Linked DNA regions of Homo sapiens: all the other regions are linked to region 1. The links are chromatin loops, found by intact Hi-C in ENCODE. Cell type or tissue: endothelial cell of umbilical vein. All regions are shown on one strand.

Region 1 (8,000 bases):
CATCTGGCTTAAGTTACTGTTGATACATTCAATGCCATGCTGACTTCTCATTCTCTGTATGCAATCTTTTATTCTCTCTGGAAGCTTTTAGAATCTTGTATCAGTCAGTGTACTACAAAATAAAAAGAAGTCATTTTATGTATTCTGTCATCTTCTTTCTTTTAAGAGACAGGATCTTACTACTTTGCCCAAGCTGGTCTTGAACTCCTGGACTCACATGATCCTCCTGCCTCAGCCTCCTAAGTAGCTAGGACTACAGGTGTTCAACACCATACTGTGCCTACATTCTGTGGATAAGGAAATTAATATAAAATTAGGATCTTTCATGACTATTGGAAGAGCTGAAGGAGTAAAGGTCACTGGATCTGTCACCAAAAATCAGAGAAATCTATGCTAAACATCTCAGTCTGAATCATTGAGGAGAGGTGGTTCTCAAAACCTTACCGAAATTCTCAGGAATCTCTGAGAAGCTTCCACCAACTATCCTCTCAAGAGTTTGCCAGGAAGCCACTGTGAAGCTCTTGCCTACCTGCACATTTAGCTGCCCCTGATTCACTTCCATCTTCCAAATCTCATACAAGTTTCTCTCACAAGCATACTCTAACCAAAAACCACATAGAAAAGGAAACCATTCTGGAAAATGTAGCTCTCAGCCTTAAAAATGAGTGAGAGTTGTGCTAACACCAGATAATCCAGCAGAGTCTACTCCTTCATCAGCTCGGCATCCACACACCCTATTTTTAATCTTTAACTTCCAAATAAAGATATTAGCAACATTATGCTTTTACATTATATGATTCAATGATTCTTCATACAACCAAACCTAAAAGAAGAAACCCAGAGTTCCACTTTATCCATCTGTGAATAAATGTTTATCTTCTGATTCACAATCTTATCTTGCTATCCTATAACTTAAAACTGGACCATACGAGTAACCATGATTCATATACTGATACTATTAGAGGGTATTGGAATGGGAGAGAAAAAAAAGAAAAATATCAGTTTATGTATACAAATGTCCATATCTAAGCAATAAAGAAAATATCTCTAATGACTAGAGTACTTGTTTCTGGAACTGGTCACATGGCTGTAATTGGTATGTGTAATTCCCTTCTCCCACCACTCATTTCCTATCACACTGGTCCCCAGCAAGCACCTCAGCCAGTTTTTTTTGTTTTTTTTTTGTTTGTTTTTTGTTTTTTGAGACAGAGCCTTGCTCTGTCACCCAGGCTGGAGTGCAGTGGCGTGATCTCGGCTCACTGCAACCTCTGCCTCCTGGGTTCAAGTGATTCTCCTTCCTCAGCTTCTGGAGTAGCTGGGATTACAGGTGCCCACCACCATGCCTGGATAATTTTTTTTGTATTTTTAGTAGAGACGGGGTTTCATCATGTTGGCCAGGCTGGTTTGGAACCCCTGATCTCAAGTGATCCGCCCACCTTGGCCTCCCAAAGTGCTAGGATTACAGGTGTGAGCCACAGTGCCCAGCCCAGTCAGTTTTTTAATTTGTTTTTTGGTCTAGTATGATGACCTAAATCTTTATTCTTGAAGTTTCTGTGCGACATTGTTCTGCTTGTTCTGGTTGCTATAGTTTTCTCTAACTTTTACTACAGAGCATGGGAGTGCCAGATTACCAGGAGGATCTCCTGGAGCCCAGGTACTCCTTGCCTCCATTGTGCAGTAGCCAACCAATTTACCCTTGATAATCAAGATCAGTTGTCCCATCTAGCAAAGAAAACATTTGTCTGACAAAGTGACCAGATGAGAGTCTCAGATTCCTGTTAAATGGACTCACTGTTGTGTTCCCTGGTGGAAGTATTCCTGCCCTGGAAACCCAGACCTCTAAACTAGCAGAGTTTAATGTTGTGGGGATAAAAAAGCCAAAACTTTGGTAGATCATTAGATGTACAGTAAAAGACACTACTCCCATTTGCATTCCTTGATTTTTAAAACTTCGTATCTTTGCTGTGGGGGAAACTACATCATAAATGAGTCACTGATTCGGAGTATGTTCTGCATCTCATCGGGTACTAAATCAGCTCCACAAAGTTATTTTATCAACTGGCACCATAACTGAATCTTCAAAAGCCCATTCTGCCACTCTATCAAGCCAAGCTTCAGGATGATGGCAAACATGGTAAGACCAGTGAATTCCAAATAAAGGCATTCACAACATCATGCTTTCGTGAGCACATTGCTGCACTTCATTTGCTGTGAAATCAGTTCCTTGTCAGAAGCAAAGCTAGGAAGAGTGCCACTATCATACATTAGGTATTCTGTAAGTAAGTCCAGAGATGACCATTTTGGAGGAACCACTGTGGACAGGGAGGGCAATCCATCCATCTCCAGTGAGAACAAAGCAGTGCTTCTGGCAAGATGGAAATGGTCCACGTTACTTAAACTGTTGATTCCCCCAAATAACAGTGCCACATCATGGGCTCAATGTTTGTCTCTGCTGTTGGCAGGCTGGGCACCCTGCAGGAGCCATTTGCAAATCAGACTTTCACCGAGCCTAAGCTCAGCTCCATCCCTGCCACCTTGGGAACAGAATTCTGGGAAGTATAGTTCCCAACCTCAGAAGAACGGTGGTGTCATCAGGTTGACAAGAGGCAATCCAGCACAGATGTTCTCCTTGCCTCTCAGTGTTCTGAAAGGTCATTCCGATGTGCTGGGCCTTTCTGCATCACTGCAATGGGCACTCAGGAAGCCCTTTCTGTACAAAAGCACATGTTCTCAAGTTCGTGTAGATTTTTATTATTTTAGTTTCTTCTCCTTTGTTTACTCTGTTCTCTCTGGAATTCCTAATATCATGCACCTCTGAGTTGATTCTCTAATTTTCTTATCTTTTCCCTTCCCTTCTCTCCTTCTGTCCTCCACACTGCCTTTTTTGTTCTTTCTGGGATATGTTATTGACTTTATCTTCCAAAGTATCTGCTTATTTATTTGAAGATTTTTAAAGCTTTTTATTTTTAAATAATTATAGATTCACAGGAAATATTATTTCAAAATTCAAAAAAAGGTACTGGGATGTCTCATGCACCGCCCCCCCAGACTCCCTCACTGTTAACATCCTGAACGACTATAGCATAATATCGAAAATGAAAAATTGAAATTGGTGGTGGCGGCAGCACGGTGGCAGGGGCAGCAAGGCGGCTGCAGCAGCTGTAGAAGAGGTCAGCTCAGCCGGCCAGTTTGAGGAGCTGCTGCGCCTCAAAGCCAAGTCCCTCCTTGTGGTCCACAATGTGCACAGATGAACGAAGTTATGGCAGAGTTAGCTAAAGAACACCCTCAAGTTTCATTTGTGAAGTTGGAAGCTGAAGGTGTTCCTGAAGTATCTGAAAAATATGAAATTGGCTCTGTTCCCACTTTTCTGTTTTTCAATAATTCTCAGAAAATTGACCGATTAGATGGTGCACACATCCCAGAGTTGACCAAAAAAGCTCAGCGACATCTAGTGGCTCCTTCCCACCCAGCACTGATGAACATCTTAAAGACCAAAAAAGCTCAGCGACATGCATCTAGTGGCTCCTTCCCACCCAGCACTGACGAACATCTTAAAGAAGATCTCAACCTTCGCTTACAGAAACTGACTCATGCTGCCCCCTGCATGCTGTTTATGAAAGGAACTCCTCAAGAACCACTCTGTGGTTTCAGCAAGCAGATGGTGGAAATTGTTCACAAACATAATATTTAGTTTAGCAGTTTTGATGTCTTTAGATCAAGAGGTTCGACAGGGGCTCAAAGCCTATTCCAATTGGCCTACCTATCCTCAGCTCTACGTTTCTGGAGAGCTCATAGGAGGACTTGATATAATTAAGGAGATACACGCATCTGAAGAACTAGATATAATTTGTCCCAAAGCTCCCAAATTAGAGGAAAGGCTCAAAGTGCTGACAAATGAAGCTTCTATGATGCTCTTTATGAAAGGAAACAAACAGGAAGCAAAATGTGGATTCAGCAAACAAATTCTGGAAATACTAAATAGTACTGGTGGTGAATATGAAACATTCGATATATTGGAGGATGAAGGAGATCGGCAAGGATTAAAAGCTTACTCAAATTGGCCAACATACCCTCAGCTGTATGTGAAAGGGGAGCTGGTGGGAGGATTGGATATTGTGAAAGAGCTGAAAGAAAATGGTGAATTGCTGCCTATACTGAGAGGAGAAAATTAATAAATCTTAAACTTGGTGCCCAACTATTGCAAGAAATACTTAATTACATTGGGAGCAGTTCATGATTTAGTCCTCAGAAATGGGCTAGGAATAGAAAAATCCTGCTTACTCAGTTACATGTTTTTTGTATTTCACAATGTCGTGCTAAATAAAAGTATGTTACATGTTTTCCCACTAAAAATAGAATGCAATAAACATCTTCAAATTATTAACAATAACTGTATAAAAAAGTGTATCTTTACAGCAATATTAAACATACAGCTACTAGAAAAAAACTGAAATTGGTACAATCTACAGAGCTCATTCAGATTTCACAAGTTACACATGCCCGTGTGTGTTTGGCATAACTTTTTGCAATTTTATCACTTGTGTTGTCTTGGATAGCCACCATCACAATCAAGATACACAACAGTACCATAGCCGTAAGAGTCCCGCATGTTACCACTTTATGAACATACCTATTCCCTCTTCCCCCATTCCTAATCCCTCACAACCAGTAATCTGTTCTCCATTTCAAAAATGATGTTTCATCAATGTTGCATAGATGAAATCACGCAACATGCTTAAGATTGGCTTTTTTTCACTCAGCATAATTTCTTCTAAGCTATGTGTGTGTTGTTTTTCTGTTTTTACTGTTAGTAGTATTTCCACAGTATAAATGTACTACAATTTGTTTAATCATTCACTCATTACAGAACATTTGGGTTGTTTCCAGTTTGGAACTATTATAAATAAAACTGCTATGAACATTTGCATATCTATTTATTTATCTTAGTCTCTACTCTATTATTTATTTCTAAAAGTTCTTTCTTGTTCTCTCATTGTTTCTTTTCTATAGCACCTTCTTCTTGTTTTATAGGTTTAATATCTTTCCTTATCTTTGCAGATTTTAATTTTAAAACAAATGTTTTCTTTTTTTTTTTTTTTTTTGGAGACAGGATCTCGCTCTGCTGCCTAGGCTGGAGTGCAGTGGCTTGATTGCGGCTCACTGCAACTCCGCCTCCTGGGTTCAAGTGATCCTCCTACCTCAGCCTCCCTATCAGCTGGGACTACAGATGCATGCCACCACACCTAGCTAATTTTTGTATTTTTTAGTAGAGATGGGGTTTCACCAGGTTGGCCAGGCTGGTCTTGAACTCCTGACCTCAGGTGATCACCCATCTTGGCCTCCCAAAGTGCTGGGATTACAGGCGTGAGCCACCGCACCCGGCTTTTAAAACAAATGTTTTCTTCTATTCGTTGCATTGTCTCTGTTACCTATGAGTTCCTCTGCTTCTGATTAAGAGTCTGTTCTTCATGTGAACACTTTCCTCAAATATCTGATGAATCTTGCTTATGCATTTATATTTAAGAGTGAGGCACTATAGAGTTTATTCCTCACCAGTGAGGCTAGCTTCACTGGTGAGGAAATTGGGCAGTTTAGTAGTCAGGGTAAATTAGGCTATGTTGTGTTAACAAACAACCCCCAAATCTCAGTGGCTTAGCATAATAAGGGTTTATTTCTCACTAATGTCACAGTCCAACGTGGCCTCCACAGAGGTGGAAGAAAGAGCATGAATGATTGTTTAAAGCCTGAGACACCAGCTCATTCACTATGGAATCTCTCAGAGCAGAAAGCCCCAGTAGAAATTATTAATATGGATAAATCAAAAAATCACAGCAAACACATGTCATCATTGGAAGCTATGGAAATAACTATGAGAAGACATAACCCAAAAACATTTAAAGTATTTATGTCTGTGGAGCTGTGAATACTGGCAGGGAAGATTGGGGCCTTTCTGTACTGATAGATATTTCTTAAATCCTTGATTATATGTTAATTTTATTAAAGGAATACATAAATTTGAAATTAAAAACAAGGATAAGATGAGCATCCACCTGAGTTGCCCATGTCTGAGGAAATGCACTGTTGAAGATGTCATCCACTGTATCAGGAAATCAATATTTCCTATCCAAATCACCAAATGCTAAATCCCTCCTACCGAGTCCTGTATTAGTCTGTTCTCACACTGCTGTAAAAAACTGCCCAACACTGGGTAATTGGAAAGGAAAGAGGTTTATTTGGCTCACAGTTCTGCATGGAGGCCTCAGGAAACTTACAGTTATGGCACAAGGAGAAGCAAATATGTCCTTCTTCACATGGCATCAGGAGAGAAAAGTGCCAGCAGAAGAAATGCCAGACATGTACAAAACCAAAGATCTCATGAGACTCACTCACTATCATAAGAACAGCACGGGGGAACTGCCCCCACGATCTAATCACCTCCCATGAGGTCTCTCCCCCAACACGTGGGGATTCCAATTCCAATTCCAATTCAAGATGAGATTTGGGTGGGGTCACAGAGCCAGACCATATCAAGTCCTAAGGAAATTTGTTTTTGAAGAATGGGCATGTTGTTTTTTGTCACATGATGAAAACTTTGTTCCACAGTGTATTTTCTTTTTGCCTTGTTAACAAACTGACATGTTAAATGAGCATTCAGTCATGAGAAACAGCTTCTCTCAGGTGCCTGGTAACATTTCCTGCCTCAGCTTTTCTCTATGCTTTCACTCATGTGTTCCTTAGTTGTTTTACCTTATACGGTTAAATTGCACAGCCTGTTGCACTATTTGTCTTTAGGAATTGGCTATGTGTTCTGGATGTTAATCTTTTATCTGTTACATATGATGCAAATATTTTCTCCAAGTTTATTGTCTTTTAACTTTAAGGCACAAGAAAGTAGATGAAATAAACTGCCTAAGATCACAGAGCTACTCAGGGACAGAGCCAGGACTCGATCTTGTCAAATGCTCTTTGATTTATACTCCATTTTCCTACTGCAAAGTATTCACATATAAATTATCTTATTAAAAAACCCACAGGATTTGCATTCTATCATAAAGACACATGCACTTGTCTGTTTACTGCAGCACTATTCATAACAGCAAAGACCTGGAATCAACCTAATGCCCATCAACAGTAGACTGGATAAAGAAAATGTAGTATATATATACCATGGAATACTATGCAGCCATAAAAAAGAATGAGACAATGTCCTTTACAGGAACATGGATGGAACTGGAGGCCATTATCCTTAGAAAACTAACACAGCAACAGGAAACCAAATATTGTATGTTCTTACTTACAAGTGGGAGCTAAATGATGAGAACACATGGACTGAAAGAGGGGAACAACAGACATTGGAGCCTACTTGAGGGAGGAAAATGGGAGATGGGAGAGGCTCAGGGAAAAAAAAAAACTGTCGGGCATTATGCTTAGTACCTGGGTGACAAAATATCTGTACACCAAACCCCCGAGTCACGAGTTAACCTGTGTAACAAACCTGCACATGTACCCTGAACTTTTAAAATAAAAGTTAAAACATTAAACACACACGCACAGATTTGGAGTCAGACAATCTAGGTTTATTCCAGTTCCAACACTTACTGCTCTGTGATCTTGAGCAAGATGATTTACCTCTAATGAAACTTCATAGGCTCCTCTTCAAATGGGAATAATGATAATAGCAATTTTCTCTAGTTGTTATGAAAAAAAACACCAGGTATGAGAAATAACATATACATTATAAAGTGTTGAACAAATGGTTTTTTATTTTAAAAAAAAACTTTATTAAAGAGATAGTTTGGGGCATTTTTTCTTTACATTATTTTAAAATGACAATATCCTTCTATGTTAGAAATACAACAATTTTGGAAATCATTTCTAAATATCTTTAGCACCCCACTATTCTTAATGTCATGTTACATGAAATTTACATAATCTAGTTTAGAATCAGCATTACTGGGAAAAAGACAATGTTCCTATATAAATTCTACTACATATAATAT
Region 2 (8,000 bases), 150 kb before region 1:
TGTGGCAGGAAAACAGGTGAAGGTGGACAAAGAGACAGACAATTCCAACGGGACCATCCAGAGTCCAGGGGATGTGGCTTCTGTACCCCAGCACCCCACACAGAGTCTTCTCACAATACCGTCTCTTTCTTTTCTGCTCTCTTCCTTCCTTTCTTCCCCCAGACCTATACTCTTTAAATTACAAAGCACCAAATATTGCATACATCTAAAAGTGAAAAATGAACCTCCTCTTTCTACCCAAGTCCATGAACAGTGGTTCTTATGGTTTAGTATGCAGAAGAACCACCTGGGGAGCTTGTAAATAAGACAGGATTCCTGCCACCCATCCCCAGAGGGTCTGGATTAGGGTCTTCATTGTTAATAGCCCTTAGCCCCCAGCAGTGATTCTGATGTTAGTGACCTTTGAATTCTGCTTTAAGGTATGTTGCCCGGAGCTGGCTGGTGCTGGCTGCTAGGGGTAGGGTGTGTGTCTTGTCTTGTCTTGTCTTGTCTTTTTTTTTTTTTGAGATGGAATTTTGCTCTTGTTGCCCAGGCTAGAGTGCAATGGCGTGATCTCAGCTCACCGCAACCTCTGCCGCCCAGGTTCAAGCGATTCTCCTGCCTCAGCCTCCCAAGTAGCTGGGATTAGAGGCACCCGCTATCACGCCTGGCTAATTTTTGTATTTTTAGTAGAGAAGGGGTTTCAGCATGTTGGCCAGGCTGGTCTCGAACTCCCGACCTCAGGTGATCCTCCCGCCTCGGCCTCCCACAGTGCTGGGATTACAGGCATGGGAGCCACCGCGCCGAGCTGGGTGTGTGTCCTTTCATATTTAGCCATGCTGACCTGAAGCACATGTGACCTGGTGCTATGTGACCTGGAGCGCTCACACACGGGACTACATTACATGTGATACATAGTTCTCCCTGTCTGGCCATGGACCGTAAGCCAGAGCCCATCTGTTATAAAACCTGCATTTGACTAGACAAATTAAGAGTAGGATTACAGAATCCTTATACACTGCTTTCTGCAATACCAGCCCGGGTGCTCTTGCTATCCGACAAAACCTGCCCACACAGAGTCAAACAAAGCCACTCCTCATTGCCAGTGATATGCTAGAGTTCTGGCTGGTCTTTATCTGCAGCTGGCAATAGATTAGGCTTCCTGCTACCCTACAAATAGCCTTTAACCTATTCCCCTGTGGTAATTAATATTTTGTGGTGAGCCAGTAACTGCACAGGCATGTTCCATGCCTGACCGGTCTGAATACCAGGATTCATTCCCTAATAGAGCCAACTGCATGGCCCCAGGGACTGAGTTGCATTGTGGAAAGAGTAAAGGTTGTGACGCCAAGTAGGCCTGAGTCCAACTGGGTGCCCCTTACACCAGCTGAATGTATGTGGTCAAGTCAATTAACTGCACACAGAGCCTCAATTTTTCACCTGTTAAATGGATACAGCAATGCTTTGCTCACAGTAATGGTCACGAGGGTTAAATGAAATGACACAGAAAGAACTTTACCCACAGTAAGCTTTCAGCAAATTCATTCATTTGGCAAGTATTTATTGAGTGCCTGTCTATTGCAACCTGATGGTTTGCTAGCCAGACTCTACTTCCCTTGGCCGTAGCAGTGCTGGACTGGGCCCTGGAGTGTGGTGTTAGCAGTGAGCAAACAAAAGAGACAGATATCCCTATTGATGGAGCTCACGGTCTGATGGGAGCCATCATTACTATCATTATTGTTCTGTGGTGATCTGTTGCTCTAAGATTGTAAATTGACTCAATCTTTGTGAAGGAAGGAAGTGAGGCAGCTAAGCGGGATTAGGAGGCGGGACACTCAGGAGACTTGTCTTGCACCAGGAATATGGATGTGCTCGAACCTTACTGGAATCCATCACAACCGGGATGTTGATGAATTCAGGTTTCCACATACAACTCATTAGATAAATGGCTAAATATAAGCCTGTCCTATACCAACCATAGTAGTCAAGCCTTGAAGAGGAAGCAAGACAGATCCCCTTGCCTGTGCTCACCTTTCTTAGTTGGGGAAATATTGAAGGGGGCGGCCCCTGGGTTCCCGACACCAAACTTGAAACCAGCCTGCTGAAGCTGACCCCATGGTCAACGAGATTCCGAAACCAAGTAATGCGCTGTAGAGGGATGTTTCCTGGGACTGCGCGGTTTTGTTTTATTGCATAAATTTCAAAGTATTTAACATGTAACCAAGAAATTGTTGTGTTCAGAAAATTGCAAAAGAAAACTCAAGAGAATAAGGCCTCCAGAAAAAAACAACAACAACAGCAACATGTTTTTAGGGTAATGAAGGCCAGGAAGAACAATTAATAATTATTAAATCAATGTTGAATTAGATTGTTATTTCAATTCTTGGTGTGAATGACTGAATCATAATCTAGTCACAAGTGATAGAAAAACTGTGAACTGAAAGCCAATTCCAAACTCAGCACGTTGAGATGTTCTGTTGTATTCAACGTGCTGATAAAGCCCTTGATGGAAAGGAAGATATATGGTATCTTGGTATGATATATGGTAAAAGATATATCTTTTACCAAGTTTTACTAAAAGAAAATTTATTTCTTCCCACTAAATAATGTGGACTAATGTAAAAATACGTATATTGGCTTGAAGAGGGGCTACCTTTGTAGCTGCCCTGCAACCCTCATATCTGGGTCGAACCCTGCTGGGTTGAGGTTCTGGACAGTCTGCGTGGGATAAGGTCTCAACAGATGGGGTTGAGACTCCCACTCACTTGGTAATTCTGAAAATGTAATCTAGTGTGTGTGCACTTGTTTATTATTTAAAATCACATTTAATGGCCAGGCACAGTGGCTCAGCCTGTAATCCTAGCACTTTAGGAGGCTGAGGCGGGTGGATCACCTGAGGTTAGGAGTTTGAGGCCAGCCTGGCCAACATGGTAAAACCCCATCTCTACTAAAAATACAAAAATTAGCCAGGCATGGTAGTGCATGCCTGTAATCCTGTCTACTTGGGAGGCAGAGGCAGGAGAATCGCTTGAACCTGGGAGGTGGAGGTTTCAGTGAGTCCAGATGGTGCCACTTCACTCCAGCCTGGGCAACAAGAGCGAAACTCTGTCTCAAAAAAAAAAAAAACATTTATTCAGCACCGATTCTATGGTACAAATTAGATGCAAAAATGAGCTGGCCTTGCCCTGCACTCACAGGGCCTACAGACAAGGAGACAGGGAACTAGAAGTCAGTGTGGTTCTGCAGGACCCTCTGAAATCTAACCTAGCTGCATGACCCAGCAAAGTCTGCAGGAAAACTAAGAACAGAGGCAGCCCTGCTGATGCATTATTTAGCCAGATTGCCCTCCCCACAGCCGCCAGCCAAGCATGTGTTCTGCCAAGGAGAGACAATTAGGTGGCCGCACTGTGGTAGGGCAGAGAGCTCTTGCAGCTCTGCATGAAATGGGCACTGAGGTGAGTGAGTACTTCCCTCTCCTGTTTTAGACCAAGGATCAGTCAACTTTTTCTGTAAAGGATCAGACAGTAACTATTTTGATGTATGTGTGCTGTGAGGTGAGTGCTGCAACGCCCCCCACCGCTCTGTCGTGGTAGTATGAGAGCAGCCGCAGGCACAGGTCACGGAGGGGCGCGGCTGTGTTCAGTAGGGCAGCATTCATAGAAAGAAGCCAGCAGCGACCGACGGGCCCTCGGGCTGCAGGTTGCGGACCCCTACTTGAGAGCCAGGCCAGTCCAAATTCCCAGTTGCCCTTTATTCACGGGGAACTATGTAAACATCAAGAGACTATTTTCCAAAACTCGTTTTTAAAAAATCTCAAGCACATAAAAACACATTGTGCTTCTCGGTGTTTGTTTTTCAGAAGTGTTTTTCCACTGGCATTTTAACTGAAGGGATTTGTTTCTTCTTTCATTTCTCCTGTGCTTCTTGGCGACAGAGTCTACATACCGACATTTCACCCTTTCCTCACCCTCGAGAGTAAGACTTCCAAGATTAAGTTTATTGTACTCGGGAGTTGGCCAAGCAACCACATAACTCCTGTCTGCTCCGAATCCTCAAGGCAGTGCCAGCTGCATTTTTCCAGGCCCGGACAGCATGCCAGAGGGGCAACGTCACAGCCCAGGCAGCCAGGCCTCCGTTTCCTGTCTCTTTCCTCCTGAAAGACACATGAATCATATCAGCTTTATCATTTGACTCGGAGCTCATTTCCCTGTTCCACAAACGCCTGGAGTTAGAGGCAGTGAGAGCCAAGTACAATGAAAACATGAAGTCCTGAGTTGCTTTCTCCCCTTAAGAATGGAACACATGTTCTCCCATCTCAAAAGAAAGCACCTCAGCTGGCTTAATTTGGAGTCTTTTGGCCTGAGCACTTGGCTCCTGGGTCAGACACTGGTGATCTCATCTGAAAAGCTGGGCCCTGCCTGTGCCCAAGGCGGGCAAGGTCCCAGCCATGGTGGCAGCAGGGCCCTTGTGTGCGTCCACCCCTGGCACACGTGGACTGTGTGCTTAGGGGCAGGTTTCTCCTGCAAGTAACCCTAGCTGAGTGTGAATGTAGACAGCAATCTGTGATCACATCACAACCTTTCCCTGAGCGTCTTACCATCCTTGCTCTGGAGTGAAAGGGCTAATAGGAAAGGAAAAGTCTAACAAAGAATTTGGACACATGAATTTGAAACTAAAATATCAATGACTTGTAAATACGAGGAAGGGATCGGGTGGGTCAGAGACAGGAGCTATCCAGATACTGCTCTTACCTGCTCACAAACACATATTGCTAAATTTATTGAGCACTTACTATGTGATAGACCCAGCTTTAAAAAGGACTTTACTTGCACTAACTCATTTCATCTTCACAACAATGCTGCCAGGTAGATAGAGTTGTTGCAGTTTTACAGATGAGGACATTCAGGTCCCAGGAGGTATCTTGCCTGAGGTCGGACAGCTAGCTAAGGTCAGAACCCAGATTGATGGCAAGGATTCTGAACGACTGTGAGTGTTTGTGTGCTGTGTGATCTAAGAGAATAACACGATAATAAGCAGATTCATTATTAAAAAGCATGTATGTGTTTCAGAAACTCCCTGTGTATTTTAGTATAATCATGTTCGGCATGATAAGATTAGACATTTATGTTTATTAGAGCCACACTAATGAAAATATACAACTGGCCAGGCATGGTGGCTCACGCCTGTAATCCCAGCACTTAGGGAGTCCAAGGCGGGTGGATCATGAGGTCAGGATTTCAAGACCAGCCTGGCCAAGATGGTAACACCCCGTCTCTACTAAAACTACAAAAATTGAACGGGCACGGTGGCTCACACCTGTAATCCCAACACCTTGGGAAGCTGAGGCGGGTGGATTACCTGAGGTCAAGAGTTCGAGACCAGCCTGGCCAACATGGTAAAACCCCATCTCTACTAAAAATGCAAAAATTAGCTGGGCATGGTGGCGCACGCCTGTAATCCCAGCTACTGAGAGGAGCTGAGGCAGGAGAATTGCTTGCGCCCGTGAGGTGGAGGTTGCAGTGAACCGAGATCGCACCACTGCACTCCAATCTGGCCAACAGAGCAAGACTCTGTCTCAAAAAAAAACATCAGCCGGGCATGGTAGCAGGTGCCTGTAATCCCAGGTAATCGGGAGGCTGAGGCAGGAGAATTGCTTGAGCCCAGGCAGCAGAGGTTGCAGTGAGCTGAGATCAGCCACTGCACTCCAGCCTGGGCAACAGAGTGAGACTCCATCTCAAAAAAAGAGAAAAAAGAAAATATACAACTCAATATATACACTATCTAACTGTGCATTCATGCAAATATTACTATTTAACACTCCTGGTTCATCTGTGTCCCAGGTTGGGGTCTGCATCCCTGGCTGGTCCCAGAACAGACCTCTGCAACTATAGATGTTATCACTTCATACGCTGGTCTTCTTGGGCTGCGATGTTGCTTTGACCAAGTAATGCTAAGTGTTTTCTAAAAACGTTGGTTAGGCCAGCCTTACCCACATTTAACTGGCTTTTCTGCATCTTCTTTAAATAATATTTTGAAAAAGTTTGTGAAAATTGAATTCTGATTCTCCCAGCATTTGTCTAACTAAAGGGAGGAGGTGTTTATTGGCCTGGAGGGTTGCAGAGGTCAGACAGTAGCTTACCTTAAAGTACTATGGGTCCCCCCTCAATTGGCCAATTAGCTTAGTGAACTCTGAGTTTCATCTTCCCATTCCATCTGCTTCCCTGATAGCTGTTCCATATCCTCTCAGGGAAGTAATCTGTGTTTAATTTTGACTTTAAATGAGAAACTGAAATTCACAAGTGTATGTTTTATACCTATTTTGTATTATGGCAAAATACCCATAATGAAATTTATCATCTTAACTGTTTTTAAGTGTACACTTCAGTGGTATTAAGTTCATTTACATTGTTGTGCAACCATCACCCCCATCCGTCTCCAGAACTTTCTCATCTTCCCAAACTGAAACTCTGTCCCAATTAAATAATAACTCCCATCCCCCACTCCTCTAACCCTTGGTAACTACCCTTTTACTCTCTGTCTCTGTCAATTTGGTTACTCTAGGCACCTCATGTAAGTAGAATCATACAAAATTTGTCCTTTTGTGACTCGCTTATTTCACTGAGCATAATGTCCTCAAGGTTCATCCATGTTGTCGCACGTGTCAGAGTGTCCTTTCTTTTTAAGACTGAATAATATTCCATTGTGCAGCTGAACCTCATTTTGCTTATCTATTCATCTGTGGATGGACGCTTGCATTGCTTCCACCTTTTGGCTGTTGTGAATATGCTGCCGTGAACATGGGTGGGTAAATACCTGGTTGAGTCCTTGCGTTCAGTTATTTTGGATATATACCCAGAAGTGGAATTGCTGAAACTGTATGGTAATTCTATTTCTAATTTTTTGAGGAACCACCATACTATGGTGTTTATTTTTTTAAGGGCTACATAGAATGGACAAAACTACGGTTGAGTCTAAAAGAAAGATAAAAATAAACCCAGGTTTCATGACAAATTTGAAGTAATTCACCAATGGGACTGCAGTTTTGCCTTTTCTTTCTCATTTATCCACTTATTTGAGAAGTTTTTGTGCAAGCTTCCTTTAAGGATCCGAAGTAGGGTCTACTATTATTAGCAGATAATGGGTATTATATTAAAGATTAAATAGTAAAGGAAGAAAGCTGTATGAGATGTGCTGTTTGGAGAAGATTCTGAACAGATAAGTTTATTGCTTGACTCTCCATCTCCCTGGCATATTCACCAAAACTGCACTATAGTCTTTCATATCTGCAGCCATTTATTCACTTGACAAATATGAAGCTTCCGCCATGGGCTCAGCGACCGTGCAGCATAACACTTAGTCTTCACTGTCTTGTTCTGTAGACATCTGGGTTCGTGTCTTATTGCTCCAACCCACACAGTGCATGCTTGAACCACCCCAGGAATCAGACAGTGAGAAAGATGAGTGTGAGGGCTTCTGTGGGCTGGTGAGGCCGGAAGACCTGCAGAGCTCAGAGCTTATCTAAGGGGCAACCACTCATCCCTTCTGGCTACTTATTGCCCTGTGGGAATGCAGGTCCAGTTTTCCAGATCTTCCTAATTTCCAGGAAAAACAAGATATCCAGTTTCTAATGTAAGATCTTCCAGTTTTAAATTTTAGCCACTTATTCAGAAAAAAAAAAAAAATTAAACACGGCACAGGCCAAATAAAAGCACATTTGCAGGTCCCTGCAGCCGGACAGCCATGAGCTTTGACCTCTGCACTCATTGAATCTCTCTCCTGGAACCCTCAGGACATATCTGATGAGCATCTTGTTTTCCCCACCGTGTCTATCAAGAGGGAAAGAATGAACCAGGAAATGTAGGTAGAGGTGGATCTCCAGGAAGCTAATGAAGCCATAGCTCCTTGGCTCCTTCCTTCCCTGGGGCCTTGTGTTTTGTCCTGTTTTCCTTGATTAGGATTGCTGTGCCATGCCATTCTGGCTTCGCCTTGTCTAGTGTGGCAAAACTACAAAGGGAAAGTTG
Region 3 (8,000 bases), 92 kb before region 1:
GGTACATTTCCTTTAATTTAGGAAAGGAACTGAGTCCAGACTAAATGAGGAACCTCATGCCTCTCTGGTGTCTCAATTTCCCACCTAACTATTGGGATCTGCAAAGTCAACATTTTTAAAGAATCACATGCTCCTTGTATAGACGGAAGGAACACACCAGAAGAACCTGGACAGGTTTTAATCCTTTGAGAATTAAAGTCCCAAACTGCACCAAAAAAGATAATTCTGCAGTCTTTCTGGAAGCTTCTCTCCTCATAAATCTGTTGCCATTTAACAGGGTGATGAACATGACATTGATTCTAGGGTTTCCAATAGACACAGTGGGTCATAGGTACAATTTTGCTCCTTTCACTCCGGGAGTCTTAGGCACAGCTGTGTCCAAAAGGATTTGCTGCCCTTTATTTGGGTTTGCAAGGATGTTGTATTTCTCTGCATTGCAGATTTCCACAGCTTTGTGAGCAAGCCATAATTATTTCCAGACAAGATGCTGGCTCAGATGACTGCCTCATCCCTAATGTGGCTTCTCAGTTTCGCAAGAGGAAAACCCAGAACTTTCCTCCCTGTGCCTTCTGTGCCTCCTGGTAACGTGGCAAAGAGAAATCACAACTAGGAAAGAAGTCGTCATTTTAGGCGATGATAAAGCATTCCCAGAATAAAATAACTTGTTCAAATTCCAAACCCACATGTATAGAAACTATAATTTTTGTTTTGTTCTGTTGTTTTTTTGAGACAGAGTCTTGCTCTGTTGCCCAGGCTGGAGTGCAATGGTGTGATCTCGGCTCACTGCAACCTCCGCCTCCCGGCTTCAAGTGATTCTCCTGCCTCAGCCTCCCGAGTAGCTGGGATCACACACACATGCCACCACGCCTGGCTAATTTTTTATATCTTTAGCAGAGACAGGGTATCACCATGTTGGCCAGGCTGGTCTCAAACTCCTGACCTCATGATCCACCCGCCTCAGCTTCCCAAAGTGCTGGAATTACAGCTGTGAGGCACCACGCCCGGCCAAAACTATAATTTTCTGTGTGGATGGCAACTTTCTTCCACAAACAGAATAAGGGGTGATTGTGCCAATGGTTTCTGCTCTTGAAATATACCTGGGTCTGGAGGCAAGTCTGCAATGATAGAACATTCAGCAGCCCATCTGTGTGTGAAAAGCCTGCCATACGGCAAAGAACGAGCAAACTGGAGAACCACACCAACCCATTTCCATTCCCCAGCCCTCTGAAAACCCACAAAGAGAAGTTCAGTTGGGCAGCTAGAGCTTGCTGGGAACTAAGGAGTCCACTGAGTGACCATAAGCACTGAAGAGCTTGCATTTGCATTGGCTTTCCTTAAAGATTTGGTTTTAAGTAGCAAAACAAATACAAATTCAAGAGACATCTTGCTTAAAAAAAAAAAGGTGGAGGGGAAGGTGGTATTTATATTGCCACGTCAATTTTTTAATGCACTTTAAGATGAAAGAAATGTCCATTAAAACAGGGAATAATAACCAGTCCCTAAAGATCCATTTGCAGCTCTTTTCACTTCCTCCAGAGTGAAAGAAATTCCAGTTTCATGATGTCACTGCCTTAGCCAGATCTTTCTGAGGATGCAGCTGCTCAGATGCACACAGGTTCTGTTTGTGCAGTTTCCTCCTGTGTTTCCCAGAGGCGAATGAGGAGGACGGGCCATGGCAACATTCAACAAGCTGGCCTCACCCAGCACATACACACCTGCCATCTCTGCAGTTCTGACCTTGGCTAGCCTCACTCCACTGTCTAGCTTTAAGCCCCATCTTCATCTTTGAGCAGTGGCTGGAAGTTACAGCTGCAGCAAATGTGCAGAATATGAAAAGAATTTAGAATAGAATTAGACCAGAAACGATGTTGTTAAATCCAGCCATGTGCTACAGAGACCTGGCAAGGTTGCAGGCATGTCTAAGTGTACAGAAGCAGGTGACATATGACCGAATGTAGGGGCCAGGACTAGGAGCTGACCTTTGCAAGACAGTGACTTAGCAAGTACAAAATCAACAAAAATCATCCTGACCTCTCTACTTCTAACTCCTGCACCCAAGCTAACATCCCTGCTCATGATGCAACCTCGGCCAGCTGGTAAGGAGGCCCCAAAAATTCACTTGAAAATTCAACTCCAAATTTATTCGGAATCTTTTTTTTTTAGTGGGAAAATGACTTGTAATCCTGAAAAGAGACAGCATTAAGTGTAGAAATGATGAAGATGAATCAAATCTATTTCTGATATCTTGGGGTTAGGAGGTAATCTGTGGATATTTGGCCTTTTCCTTATTTGTTACATTTAAGAGGATTTTGTGTGCTGGAGTGTCAGTCAAACTTGTAATTCTAACTTAAACTGTGGAGCTAAAAAGTTGATGTAGACTATAATTTTATGTTGATATTTTAAGAGAATTTAAAATTTATTATATGTCTAGATTTTGTTATATTTACAGGAATTATTACTTAAGTACTTGGGAAGATTTTTCGTTGTTGTTAATCAGACAATTAAGGAAGTCAAATGATTACATTTACAAAGGCTGTTCAAAAAGCTTAATGCAATTAGTGTTTGTTGATGGGACCAAAGTTAATCAAAGGCTCCCTTTAAAAAGTATTAAATATTACTAGATTAATTTTAAAAAATAATATTTGCAGGTTGAACGGCATGTAGAAATGACATGAAGAACACTGCCAATGTGTTAATTAGACAACATTTACCAATTCTTATTATGAGAGTATTTCTTTCAAGGCACTTTACCAAATATCACATTTTCTTTCATTGAAAGGATCGTTTCAGCCTTGACTGATGTGCACGTGCTCACAACAGAGGCGAAGGGCCGTAGAGTGAAGGCCCAAGGCTGCCACTGGTTAGCCTGTGGACTCGAGTCTCAGTTTTCTCATCTGTAAAATGGCATAATAATAAATACATCATGCAGCCAACGGCAAGGACGGGATGAAATGTTGTGGGTAAAGAAAGCCCCCTGCCAACTACCTGGCCCATGGCAGGCACCCCACAGACAGTGCTTGTGATTGTCACCTCACTGTGAGACCTACAGTAATAGTCATGTAATACTCTTTTCCTCTGGGCCATTGTTTTCTTGGATTATATTGACAACTTATATTGTAAGGAAATCTCCCAGAGTGACCCTGTTAAGATGTCAGAAATATCATAGCACATGTCAGCTTGAAGCCCTTTGATGGCTTCGTCTTGGTCAGAAGAAGAGCCGAGGTCAGACTGTGGCCTCCAGGTCCCCCAGCAGGTGGCTCAGTGCTTTCCTGGGATACACTAGGCCCTTCCATGGCAGGTCTTTGTGACAGCTGTTCCCTCTGCCTGGAAGCTCTTCCTTAAGAATTCTGTGTGACTCACCTCTTCCACTTTCAGGCCTCTGTTTGAATGTCACCTGAGCCCCCTGTTTAAAACTGCACCCCACCCAACAGGCCAATCCCAGGAATAAGTGCATCCTTTGTGTCAAAAGGGGTGGTCTGAAAGCTTAAGAAATGGTAAAAGGATTCTCCTCATGGCTTATACTTTGTTGCTAGGCTGCAACTTTTTTTTCTTTTGAGACAGAGTTTTGCTCTTGTTGCCCAGGCTGGAGTGCCATGGCACGATCTGGGCTCACTGCAACCTCCGCCTCCCAGGTTCAAGAGATTCTCCTGCCTCAGCCTCCCGAGTAGCTGGGATTATAGGCACACGCCACCACGCCCAGCTAATTTTTGTATTTTTAGTAGCAACGGAGTTTCACGATCCTGGCCAGCCACCGCGCCTGGCCTGCAATTTGTTTTTAAGTCCTCTTATGAAGTTCAGAGACCAACGATCCTTCTCTTGTAAATTGACAGTTGTTTGCTGCTGTGTTCCTAATATCTAAAACAGCGCCTGGCACCCAGAAACAACCAAGGATTTGAAGGAAAGAGTGGGCCAAGACTCAGGCAACGTAGGTTTTTATCCCAATTCTGAGACATGCCTGCTTTGTGACTTTGTAGAAATCATGACCTTCTTGAGTCTTCATTTCCTTCTCTCCAAAACGGACCTAACAATCTGTCTCCTGGTGTCTTGAAGGGGCTGCAGGCAGGATAGAGATGTAAGTGCACATGTATTATAAGGCCCTGCAGAAACAGGACGGATTATTGTCATTAGCTGGTGACATTTGCAAGGACTGCCTACATGCATACTGTTTTAAATGCTTTTGAATTGGGAATTGTCTCCCCTGTGGCCTTTGTATGAAACGAGATTCTACATCAAGTGTGACAAACATCTCCAGCACCACTGAGTGTTCGGCCCTGTGGCACGACATGAGGAAGGGGGAAGGATGGCCCATTGCAAATTTTCTCAAGACTGGTGAAAATTGGGGTCAACTGGAATATTCTGGAGATCTATCAATGAGGCCAGATTAGCATCATTGGAATTTGCCTCATCCTATAAATTCCTGGGCAGCATCCTCTTGGAAGGATTGTATTGAAGGAAAGAGACTTGATAAAGTACATTACTTCTGATAATACAACAATCCCATGAGTAAGCGCACTCCTTGCGTCCAAAAGGTGGTGAAAAGACTTCCACAGGATTCTCCTCATGGTTTATACTGGGTACCTCAGTCTGCAATTTTTTTTTTTTAACTCCTCTCATGAAGTTCAGAGACCAAGGATCTTTCTCCTGCAGATTGACACTGTTAATCACAAACAAGCCCAGGGTTGTGTTCAGAGACAAAGTCAGTGTGACCGGTGACTGTTACAGCAATACAAAATAATGGCAGCAGTCCCACTAGCCGAGGCCAGCATCGAATAGGGCAAGTTACTCAAACACGTCACCCTAGCGACCACTCCAAACACCTGTGCTTAAACTAACTTAGGGAGCCCGGTTTTGCAGGATGTGCAACCACGTTGTGCCCCCTAGGGCTCACCAGACTTTAGTACCTAATGCAGCTACCCTCACCGTGGCCCAGGTTCCCAGGGAAATAAAACATGTAAGTTGCCAATACAGGAAACAGAAGTCATCCTCATTGCTCTGCAGGGATTTAAAAATTACAAACTTTTCATTAGCAGGAGCTAAGAACAAGAGATGAGTGCCATCTTGTGGAGAGACCCACAGACACGCATGGAGTTGTACCCCAAGTTCTCTCCCAGTGCAAGCATTCCCCAAACTCACCCCCTCTTAACCATCTCCTGAGTCAAATGCACTTGAGCACATAGTGCACAGTGCTCTTTCAACTTTTTCAAAATAGCAACAGTTTAACAGCTAATAACCTTAAGCTCCCTCACAGCAGCCTGAGGCCTACCGGAAGCTCTCTAAGGACGCTGCACCATGTTGTCCTCCCATCACCGGGCAGCCCATCTCCTCAGTTTGTTGGCCTCCCAGTTGGTAGAAGAGAGAGGGTAATGGTCCTTTTGCTCATGCAGCCTCTCCCCCTACTTCAATGCTCACCATTTGGTTTCATGAGAGAAACCTTCATTACATATTACACATCACATAGGTGCTGGGGATACCAAAATAACAATGACAGGCTGGCAAGGGGTCGGGTAAACAGACATGTAAGTGACAAGCGCTGTGATTGTGCAGAGCAACAGGGCAGAGAGCTGAAGAAGGAGGGAGAGAAGTCCTGGGGCTCTGTCTACAGAGCAGCCATCACTGAGGGTGCGCCACTGCCCCCCGTGTTCCCTGGGGCCCCAGCAGACTCCTTTGAGTGCTAGTTGGAGCAGGAGCTGTGGCCACGTTGACCAAGACCGTCCTCGAGAGGAACCTCTGCCCTCCTTGGCGAGGCTGGTCTGGGTGTGGACACTGCTTTTCCTCTTAGTTCTTCTGAGGCAAGGTTTTCCAGTAGAAATGTTTACTAGGTGACTAAAGGAAAAAACAAAAGCAAACAATGAAATACAGGGGCATATAAAGGCTAGCCTGCAAACAAAGGTGCCACACCCCAACATGACAGACACTAAACTCCAGCACAGGCCAGCCTGACGAGGGTGGCTTCTTAGTATGTGAATCTCTTTGCCATCTTCACCTCATACCTGTGTCCAGGGGCACGAGGCCAAGCTGCAGACAAGCCCAGTGAAGGCAGACTGGGCTTACGAGACTCATGGCCTACTGAGACCTGCAGTACATTCCAGAAGCTGCTTCCTAAATTCTGCTCTCGGGCGGGCTCGTGGCATCCACACCCCGGTTTCCACTGCAGTCTGCCCATCCTGGCCCTGAAAGTGGAAGGTCTTCCAGTTGTTGTTGGCTTTGTTGTCATTGTTTTTAAGGTCAATGGACATTTGAGTTGCGTCTGAATTTGGCAAAGATTTATTTTGGTTATGCTGGTATGAAATCTGTTTTCTAATTTATTGTATTTCTCAATCTCATCTCAAGGGGAGATATTGTGAAATATATATTTGTTCTTCATCCCGTTTCCTGGCATACAGCTCCTAAAATCCTGGGAATCTCCAAGTGTCTTTTTATAATTGACTTTTATGATGTCTTTTCATATGCTAATGATTGACTGATGGCTGGGCTCCCTAGACTGTTTAAGGAAAGTCTGTTCTCCAGAAAGACCAAGGCAGGATTAGAGGTTCAGGACTTCCAGCTCCAACCCTCAATGTCCAAGGAGTGGAGGGAGCTGGGGGTTAAGTTGATTACCAATGGCCAGTGGTTTTGTCAATCATGCCTACATAATGACGTGTCCATAAAAGGCCCAAAAGAACAGAATCTGGAGAGCTTCCAGGTAGGTGATCAGGTGGAGGTTTCCGGAGGGTAGCAAACCCCTTCCCCCATACCTTGCCCTACACATCTCTTCTTCTGTATCCTTTGTAATGTCCTTTAAGTAAACTGGTAAAGGTATTTCTCTGAGTTCTGCGGGCCACTCTAGCAAATTAATCAAACCCAGAGAGGGGATTGTGGGAACCCCAACTTGAAGCTAATAGGTCAGAAGTTCCGGAGGCGCAGAATTGTGACTAGTGATTGGGGTTAAGGATGGCAGCCTCAGACACTGAGCACTGTGAGATCTGACACGACCTCCAGGTAAACAGCATTGTAGTTGAATTAGAGGACACCCAGCTGGTGTCCCCTGAAGAACTGCTTGCTTGTTTGCAGCTGGGGAGAAATCTCCCGCATTTGTTCACAGAAGTCTTCATCTGTGTTGATTGTTGTGTTGTTGAGTGAGAAAATAGGAAAACGCACTTGCAGCTTTTGTGTTTTTTCCACACTAACACCCTGAAAAAAATGAAATCCTGTGCCTCCCAACCAACTGAACCAATCCCCTCTTGGCCAGGGGTATCCCAGGGAAATGAAAACTGAGTTCCCCACCGTGACCGTTGGGAGGTCGGACAGGCCCCTGCTAACCCCCCTTAGGCTTTCTTCCCTAAGGTTAAACAGAAACCAGCCCTTTGGAAAGACCACCCAGATATCAACCAACCACCTACCACTGCACCTCTTTTGAAGTTTGGACGAAACAATCCACCAGTATTCCTTCCTGATAAGAGACCACCAACCACAGAGTGGTTCCGGCTGGCCTACGGAGGATGCACAGAGAGGGTTTTTGTGTTCCCTCTTCATCTTTTGATGTCAGAGGGCGAATACTCAACCCCATCATGTTGACGCTGCCATTTTTTGAATGTAGAGAGGCATCGTGCTTGGTTGCGCATTCGCAGGTTACCTCTCTCATAAATATTTATGATCCTCCTGTAGCTTATTGAATATGTATATTTGGCCACCCGTTCAGCATAAATTCCTTATTCTTCCCACCCTTGAAGTGTCTGTTTCTGGATTCTGGCCGGAGGCTATGCTTCCTGCCTGTCAGAATGGCCACCTGGCAGGCTGCAACCCTTTATAAGAAATGAAGCTCTCCTTTCCAAATTTATGAACCTTGTTATTCTTCCGCTGACACTCCTCTTTATATGGACTTAATTGGGACCGATAAATTTAGTGTGGGGCAACTGGAAATATAATGAAGCAATGATGAATTCTAGAAGTTATCCTTGAGATTGTATTCACTTAGTAAAAATACAGGGCAGAATCGGAAGTAAAGCGGTACTCTCAATACA

What was found. Hi-C counts contacts between places; a loop is a spot of excess contacts. Peaks named below come from ENCODE experiments on the same cell type or tissue, not always from the same donor. Only the 100,000 strongest peaks of a DNase experiment are listed, where the experiment ranks them.
Region 2: a loop joins it to region 1, with 5 times the contacts of the local background. A loop is called at or near these places in 4 of 110 quality-filtered maps.
Region 3: it touches region 1 in a loop (4-fold over the local background); 14 of 110 quality-filtered maps call a loop at or near these places.

Annotation. Positions count from the first base shown.
Region 1 is chr6:3,974,928-3,982,927 of GRCh38, forward strand. It overlaps the pseudogene GLRX3P2. Among named protein-coding and RNA genes, the nearest start is that of PRP4K, 42 kb to the right of the region's middle. RefSeq lists a silencer at 3,368-3,662. In endothelial cell of umbilical vein, a CTCF peak has its summit at 3,494 (motif pointing left); a DNase peak (open chromatin) is centred at 3,434.
Region 2 is chr6:3,822,084-3,830,083 of GRCh38, forward strand. No RefSeq gene overlaps it. Among named protein-coding and RNA genes, the nearest start is that of FAM50B, 23 kb to the right of the region's middle. In endothelial cell of umbilical vein, a CTCF peak has its summit at 3,564; DNase peaks (open chromatin) are centred at 1,778, 3,598 and 4,078; H3K27ac peaks cover 4,452 bases.
Region 3 is chr6:3,882,558-3,890,557 of GRCh38, forward strand. No RefSeq gene overlaps it. Among named protein-coding and RNA genes, the nearest start is that of TGILR, 25 kb to the right of the region's middle. In endothelial cell of umbilical vein, CTCF peaks have their summits at 3,229 (motif pointing right) and 5,068 (motif pointing left); DNase peaks (open chromatin) are centred at 1,614 and 4,944; H3K27ac peaks cover 2,034 bases.